2 separate regions of the Homo sapiens genome follow, and region 2 is linked to region 1. A link is a loop called in an ENCODE intact Hi-C map of the cell type or tissue named here. Cell type or tissue: endothelial cell of umbilical vein. All regions are shown on one strand. Links, peaks and the distances in the headings refer to the core of each region. The heading gives the core; the rest is flanking DNA. Region 1 overlaps LOC105373262 (a long non-coding RNA gene). Region 2 overlaps ADSS2 (adenylosuccinate synthase 2).

The links. Peaks named below come from ENCODE experiments on the same cell type or tissue, not always from the same donor. Only the 100,000 strongest peaks of a DNase experiment are listed, where the experiment ranks them.
Region 2: a loop joins it to region 1, with 5 times the contacts of the local background. A loop is called at or near these places in 4 of 110 quality-filtered maps.

The regions. Positions count from the first base shown.
Region 1 is chr1:244,318,668-244,324,883 of GRCh38, forward strand. The region is part of intron 1 of LOC105373262 (a long non-coding RNA gene); the gene reads right to left. Among named protein-coding and RNA genes, the nearest start is that of SPMIP3, 31 kb to the right of the region's middle. RefSeq lists enhancers at 865-1,274, 4,708-5,666. In endothelial cell of umbilical vein, for the core only: no CTCF peak of the experiment used is centred there; a DNase peak (open chromatin) is centred at 4,574; H3K27ac peaks cover 2,351 bases.
Region 2 is chr1:244,434,848-244,437,347 of GRCh38, forward strand. It overlaps ADSS2 (adenylosuccinate synthase 2), which reads right to left. Exons shown (of 13, transcript NM_001126.5): 3 at 1,978-2,046. Among named protein-coding and RNA genes, the nearest start is that of ADSS2, 16 kb to the right of the region's middle. In endothelial cell of umbilical vein, for the core only: no CTCF peak of the experiment used is centred there; DNase peaks (open chromatin) are centred at 1,064, 1,644 and 2,284; H3K27ac peaks cover 2,085 bases.

The DNA of each region.
Region 1 (6,216 bases), core at 3,339-5,838:
GAGGCTGCACGGGGCCATTTTCACTCCCAAGACTGGAATACTGTGTGTATGGGAGCCATTGTCCGTCATGGTCTACAGCGATTCCAGTGCCTGCAGTTGGACTGATGTTCCCAGGGTGCTCAGTGCAGTTAACATCAGCCTGTGTGCAGGGAAGCCCAGAGAGGAGGCCTGAGTTTGTGGTTTGGGGTTTTGTTTTGTTTTGTTTCATTTTGCTTTTAAGTCAGAAGAAAAATAAATCAATTTTTTAATTAAATGTTATCACTACAAGAGTGTAGTAATCTGCTTAAGACTACCTTGTGATTTCCCTCTCTCCCAAGGTTCTTAACAGTAAAAGAACATTGGTTTTTGAAGATAGAAAAGAGAGGGAGGTCTAGGTTGTGAGTTGCATGAATCCCATTTGCACATTCTTATGCCTCTGAGGTACAGAGGCGTTTGTACTTGAGGGTGGCAAGATTTAACAAATAAAAATACAGGTGCCAATATTTAATTCAAATTAAACTTGAATTTCACATAAATAATGAACAAGTTTTGGCATAAGTATATCAAATAAAAGTTTAACAAATATTTAACAAATAAAAATTTAACAAATAAAAATACGGGTGCCAATATTTAATTCAAATTAAACTTGAATTTCACATAAATAATGAACAAGTTTTGGCATAAGTATATCCCAAATACTGCATGGCATCGTGCAGAGTGTGTTCCAGATCTTGCAGGGGCCTGTATTTTATCTGGCAACTCTATTGTCTTTTCAAGTGAAAACTGTGTGGTTATGCAAAGGACCTTGCAAGGCGAGGGGACCAGCAATTTGCCTGCCCATGACAATCTGAAAAGGGGTAGTGAGCTCCAAGAACTGTGATAGGAGGGATAACAAAGAGGAAGACAGCTCAACAAAATCAAACCATCTCGTCAAATACAAATAAATGTAAAAGGGAGTTTACAAAATTCTATCAGTCAAAACACACTGATAGAATTGAGTTGGCAGACAACTGAAACAACATGCAATTGACGGCTTACAATGAACAAGCCATGATTTACAGTCCAAGAGGAGCAGGATGAGGCACGATGGTGGTGGCCATGTTGATTTCCGGTGAGAAATGGAGGAAGTTAATGTTGGCCTGTGGTTTTAGAATTTGTAAAGGTTGAGCAAGCCTCCACTGTGATGACTTTACTCTCTGTGGGAAGACTGTTGCTCCATGAGAGAGGCCCTGACTCAGTGCAGAAGGGAGATGAGAAGAAGAATATAAAAGACATTAAGAAATGACAGCCCTGAGGAAGGCAATCATGACATCCAACCTACAAATCCTCTGAAAACTTAAACTTGCCTTCCCCGGCCAGGACGCAGGCCAATGTATATTCACACACATCAGGGGTTTCCCTGATTTCTAAGTCCCTGAAGAGGCTCGGTGGTGTTCTCAGTTCTAGGTGTGATTTGACAAATTTCTAATGAGAAAATTATACATGAAAGTGTTATTTTTGACCATAAGCAGTGGTTTATGCCTGTATTCCCAGTGCTTTGGGAGGCTGAGGTGGGAGGATTGCTTGAGGCTGGCCAGGAGTTCCAGACCAGACTGAGCAACAAAACCCCGTCTCTACAAAAAACTAAAAATAAAACGTGAGGTGGGGCACAGTGGCTCATGCCTGTAGTCCCAGCACTTTGGGAGGCTGAGGCAGGTGGACTGTTTGAGCCCAGGAGCTCAAGACCAGCCTGGGCAACATAGTGAGACCCCCACCTCTAAAAAAAATAATAATACAAAAATCAGCTTGGCATAGTGGTGCATGCCTCTAGTCCCAGCTACTTGGGAGGCTGAGGTGGGAGGATCACTCGAGCCGGGAAGGTCAAGGCTGCAGTGAGCCAAGATCACACCACTGCACTCCAGCCTGAGACACAGAGCAAGACCCTATCTCAAAAATAAAATAAAATAAAAATTAGCCAGGCATGATGGTACATGCTGAGGAGGCTGAGACTGGAGGATCACTTGTGGCCAGGAATTGGAGGCTGCAGTAAGCTGTGATCGTGCCACTGCACTCTAGCCTGGGCAACAGAGTGAGACCCTGTCTCTTTAAAAAAAAAAGCGTTATTTTAAAAAAAGCTCTTGCACCTCAGTTTTTATTATTTGCAAATCCCTACTTCACTCTGACTTTTGATCACAAACTTTCAATGCATTGAATATAGAATCTAATTCAGAAGAACAAGTTCTGTGACCTTGGCAAGTCACTGCTGTTTCCTTGGTTTCTGTCTCTAAAACACAGGGGGATGGACCAGCTGATTATAAGGTAGCGTCCATCAGCCTGGCTAACATGGTGAAAACCCATTTCTACTAAAAATACAAAAATTAGCCTGATGTGGTGGTGTGTGCCTGTAATCCCAGCTACTCGGGAGGCTGAAGCAGGAGAATCACTTAAACCTGGAAGGCGGAGGTTGCAGTTAGCTGAGATCACGCCACTGCTGCACCCCAGCCTGGGTGAGGCCTGAGGTGAGACTCTGTCTCAAAAAAATTTAAAAAATTAGAAAAAAATTTGTGTCTAACATGCTCTTCTATGACTCCATGATTATGGAAAGTGTATTTTCTGATGGCCCAGTCTACATTTAGGAGAGGATATTCAACCTTTTTATTTATTATTTATTTATTTATTTTAATTTTTTTGAGATGGAGTCTCGCTCTGTTTCTCAGGCTGGAGTGCAGCAGCGCCATCTCAGCTCACTGCAACCTCCGCCTTCTGGGTTCAAGTGACACTCCTGCCTCAGCCTCCTGAGTAGCTGGGATTACAGGTATCCACCACCACATCTGGCTAGTATTTTTAGTAGAGATGGGGTTTTGCCATGTTGGCCAGGCTGGTCTTGAACTCCTGACATCAAGTGATCTGCCCGCTTAGGCCTCCCAAAGTGCTGGGATTACAGGCATTAGCCACCGTGCCCGGCCTCAATCTTTCTATTTAAAAGCGTCATTATTCCTTATTCAGAAAATAGGGTGATAACTGTAGCACCTTCCAAGTACAACCATAAATAGGATATTACCAGAAAGTGATTACGGCATGAAGAATTCTAAAATGGTCCCCATGATCTCTGTCCCCTAGTATTATCCTCAGGTTATATAGCAAGGATGAAGGACTTTTGCAGATGTTCCATCAGAATCACTGATGAATGCAATTCTGCCCTTTGCATTTCATCCCTTTGGCATAAGGCCCAGATGCAAATAAAGCTAGTGAAGAAAGTAATAGGTAAACCTTGCAAGTCATTCATTCTTCACTGTGGATAAGGTTCCAGGTGACTTTAAATTAACCAAAAGAATATCCTGAGCAGGCCTGACTTAATCATTGGAAGTCCTTTGGAAGAGGAGAACTGGGCACGGTGGCTCAAGCCTGTAGTCCCAGCACTTTGGGAGGCTGAGGCAGGGGGATCACCAGAGGTCAGGAGTTCGAGTCCAGCCTGGCCAACATGGTGAAACCCTGTCTCTACTAAAAATACAAAAATTAACCAGGCATGGTGGCACACGCCTGTAATCCCAGCTACTTGGGAGGCTGAGGCAGGAGAATTGCTTGAACCTGGGAGGCAGAGGTTACAGTGAGCCAAGATTGCACTATTGCACTCAAGCCTGGGCAACAAGAGTGAGACTCTGTCTCAAAAAAAAAAAGAAGAGGGCTGAAGATTTCCCTGGGGTCAACCCTCCTGCTGGCCTTGAAGAAGCACAGCACTGTATGTTCTACAGCTGCAAGGAAATGAATTCTATTAACAAGCTGAATGAAGCAGATTCATCCCCAGTTGATCCTCCAGATGAGAACTGCCACCTGGCCAACACATTGACTACAGCTTTGTGACACCCTGAGCAGAGGATCCTGCTAAGATATGCCTGGATTCCTGACCGATTGAAACTGTAAGATAATATATATGTTGTTTTAAGGGAAAAATAACAAATAGAAATAAACGTGTTATTATCATTCACAAATCTGGGTAATGTTCCTTGTGTGGGAAAATAGAAACATAAAGTAAAACACCTTAAAAGAAATGACTTTCAACTCTCTCTCTACCTTCTCTAGATTTTCTCTGTTCCTAGGTTTGGTTGGACTCTGGGGTTTTTAGGAGAGACCCACTAAGACTGGAAGCAGTATTTGTACAAAACCATAGCTCTTAATAATCCACACCAGCATAATTTCTCACTTGAATTCTTTTCCTTTTTCCTCTTGCACTTAGGCCAGTTGAACCGGTTTGCCCAGCTTGGAATTATTCATAAATTTTTGATTAGCTTTTGAGAAGGCATTTAAAAAGCAGTAGCAAGACGGACGGTGGAAAGACTGGACAAGACCACCTTTAAGTGTGGAGAATATCCACTGTCCAAACTCTGCGGCAATCAGAGGAACATTGGTAGTGAACCATTCAAAAAACTCATGAATCAGAGATGATGGCTACAGAAGCACATTTATTTATTCAAACATTTCTTTAGTGGTTTTAAAAACAAAGTTTGTTTTCTAGTTGGAGAACATACCACAACTATGACTCAGTCCTGACTCAGAGCTTCCTGACCAGTCGACTTTTAGGAGAGAAAAAAACAATTCAGGCTGGTGAAGGCGGAGTCACATTGATTTGGCTTCCACAAACCTGATTAAAGCAGCCTTCTTCCAACAGAAAGTGTGACTTTTCTTCATCATTTCCTTGTTTACTTTCTTTCTTTTATTTTTTTAAAAAGTACATCCCTTTTGGAGGAATTTCAAGAAAGTTTCAAAGTTGAGCCAAGTATGCTCCTTGTGCCCCCATTCCCACATCTATAAAATGATGAGGATTAAATAATCAAATCCATGAGGTGCTGAGAACAGTACCTGGGATAAAACAACTGGTCAACCAGTGTTTGCCATTATTAGTATTTTACTAAAAAGCTTGCCACGGTCTCTTTCTGGTCTCACTTTCCCGTACCCTCCAAACTACAGGCCCTACATGTCAGCCACACTATATGCCTTACATACTGGTTGTTGTTGTCGTTGTTGTTGTCGTTTTTTGAGACAGAGTCTTGCTCTGTCGCCCAGGCTGGAGTGCAATAGTGCAATCTTGGCTCACTGCAACCTCCACCTCCTGGGTTCAAGCGATTCTCCTCCCTCAGCCTCCCGAGTAGCTGGGGCTACATACAGGCACACACCACCAAGCCCAGCTAATTTTTATATTTTTAGTAGAGACGGAGTTTCACCATGTTGGCCAGGCTGGTCTCAAACTCCTGACCTCAGGTGATCCACCTGCCTCGGCCTCCCAAAGTGCTGGAATTATAGGCGTGAGCCACAGCACCTGGCCCATACTGGTTGTTAAAGGTTAAATCATGTCCTTCTCACCCTGGCCTTAAAAATAACGTACATGTTAAAGTTCTAACTCCCAGTACTCCAAAATGTGACCTTATTTGAAAGCCAGGTTGTTGCAGACATAATTAGTTGAGATGAGGTCAGTAGGATGGACACCTAACCCAATATGACTTTGGTCCTTATAAATAGGGAAAATTTGGACACAAAGACACACACACACATGGAGAAGACACCGTCAAGAAACACAGGGAGAACATCAGGTGAAGATGAGGGCGGAGATTGGGGTGATGCTCCCACAAGCCCAGGAACGCCAGAGATTGCCACCAAACCGCCAGAGCTGGAGGGTTGATGCTCCCACAAGCCAAGTAACGCCAGAGATTGCCACCAAACCACCAGAGCTGGGAGAGAGGCATGGAACAGATTGTCCCTTGCAGCCCTCAGAAGGGACGAATCCTCCTGCTGACACCTTGATCTTAGATTCCTAGCATCCAAAAATGAAAGAAATACCTGTTGTCTAAGCTTCCCAGTCTCTGGTACTTTGTTACAACAGCCCTAGCCAATGAATACACTTGTACATGGCTTAACTTTTCCCACCTCCATGTCTATAACCGTTCATTGCAAAAACCTCCCTCATTGCTGCCAGTGGAAAATTGATCCATATGTCAAATGCCTTGTTCGCCTGCTTAGATATCTGCAATCAGAATTAACTCATTTCCTATTGGTCTCTATATATGCCACTCATAGCTTACCACAATCCATGTGTATTATTAGCTCATTGGAACTATGGCTCTCTATCTAACTAGATATATTGTATGTCTTGTTATATACATTGTATAGAGTATAAGTCACAACCCAATTATTTCTCTCTCTCTCTCTCTTTTATTTTTAAGAGACCAGGTGTCACTGTGTTGACCAAGCTGGTCTTGAACTTCT
Region 2 (2,500 bases), core at 1-2,500, 110 kb after region 1:
AACACCTGAAGACAGATTGCTACTTTTAAACCTGAACAGGGCGGGGCGCGGTGGCTCACATCTGTAATCCCAGCACCTTGGGAGGCCGAGGCAGGTGGATCACGAAGTCAGGAGTTTGAGACCATCCTGGCTAACACGGTGAAACCCCTTCTCTACTAAAAATACAAAAAATTAGCTGGGCATGGTGGCACGTGCCTATCGTCCCAGCTACTCAGAAAGCTGAGGCAGGAGAATCACTTGGACCCACGAAGCAGAAGGTGCAGTGAGCCAAGATCACGCCACTGCACTGCAGCCTGGGTGACAGAGAGAGACTCCGTCTCCAAAAAAAAAAAAAAAAAAAAAAAAAAAAACAAACCTGAACATACTATAACAGTAATTGAGTGTTTTAAATGTGAGCTAATTCAAGGGGAAACTAACTATACTAATGATTTTCCTCAATTATGTATTACAGGTTGAGTCTCCTTTATTCCAAATACCAGAATATTTCAGATTTCAGATTTTTTTTGGACTTTGGAATATCTGCATATAAATAATGAGATCTCTGGGGGGTGGGGCTCAAATATATACATGAAATTCATTTATGTTTCATATACACCTTACATATCAATTGAGGCAATTTTATACAATATTTTAAATAATTTTGTGCATGAAACGAAGTTTGTTTCCTCTTCCTCCTCCTTCTCTTCCTCCTTCATCCTCCTCCTCTACCTCTGTCCTTCTCTTCTTCCTCCTTCATCCTCCTCCACCTCTGTCCTTCTCTTCTTCCTCCTTCATCCTCCTCCTCTACCTCCATCCTTCTCTTCCTCCTCCATCCTCCTCTTCCTCCTCCATCTGTGGTTGTTTACCAACACCAACATTCTTGACTCTGAATTTATATGCTACTGATGAGTAATCATTTCCTTACACTTATTCACACACAAGTACTTAACAGTCAAAAATATGACATACCACCAATACAGTGGGAAAAATGTGTTCAGGGTAAGTAAGCAGTACAGCAGCAGCACCAGAGTATCTGTATCAGCTGGCAAACAGCAGCAACAACGAAGCAGGCTTCCAGTCTCCACCTGTATTCTATATTTCATTTATTACCACAGTTGGCACATCCAGCTAGTACACATGCCACTTTATTGCCCTCTGTGGGAACGCTGGTGTGGGGGAATCTGGGCGTGCATGGAAAAGATATATGAAAGCTGAAAGGGGAGAAGGCCTTTTTTCCCCTGGAAACACTGAATAAACTGTGTGCGTGCCTATGTTTGGACTGTGACTCGCTGCATGAGGTCGGGTATGGAACTTTCCACTTGTGGTGTCATGTCTGTGTTCAAAAAGTTTCAGATTTTGGGAGCATTTTGGATTTCAGATTTTTGTATTACGGATGTTTAACCTGTATTTGTATTATCAAATTCCCCTCACACCCTAATGAGATGGCCAAGGTTAATGTAAACACATCTCTAAAAATCCAAGAGATCAGGAAAGGCAAGAATCCAGGACTATTTATTTTAAGAAGATGGGCATGGATATATTGTATAAAAGCAGCATTTACTTCATTTAGAAGGAGGGACCTAAACGATTCCCCTTACATCTGTGTAGCATGGGAAAAAACAAAAATTCCCTTTTATCCCTGAGTTGTAGCAACGAAAGGAGAGCTCCAGATCCTCTAGAAAACAAGACTGACAGTGTGCAAACTCAGGAATTTCCTAGTTTTGTCACCCACATATTGTAATTCTAGCTATCTTAAGATAAAGTTTGTAGATGACTAATGTGTAAAAAAATCAGGACTTAATACAATGACATAAGATGTTGGTCTTCTGTTTAAAACACTGTTTATAATGAATAAAACTTAATAACTGACATTAAAAATTCGTCTATAATAGCCCGAAATTTTAAAGCATAAGACAAACATGTTGTTCGTCTGGCATAAGATCCTAATAAAACTTTACAAAGAACAACTGGTTACCAAGTAGACTCATTCTTTCATACCTTTTCCTTTTTGAACATTTTTCTCTGCTTCTTCAAACAATCCAGGTAGATGAATTACCACACCATTTCCTAAAGGAAAACCAACAAATCCCAACGGTAAACATCTATAACTCAGACATATGTAACTTAAAGGACATTCTGATTTACCACGGTGTTACCACAGAAATGATTCCAAGTTTTACACAGGAGTATAATTTAAATACATAATGGAACATAATATAGTGAATATAAAACACTAGAATTATACTCAATGAAGCTGAAAATTTCTTGAAAACAAAGTGAAATATGATTTTGAAGGAAACTAATTATGTAATTTTAAGCAAATGGAACATGGTCACAGTACATGCTAAATCAGTATCTTTCAAGTTGGGGAATCACACCCTATTAGTGGTCATAAATCAATTTAGTAGGTTGTGATAAGGATTTTTAAAAATTAAAAGGAGAGTAGAAAAGATCAGATTGCATCATTTATTGTAAGGGTTCAAAATAAATTCATGAACCTCTCATATTTCTTACTATGAGT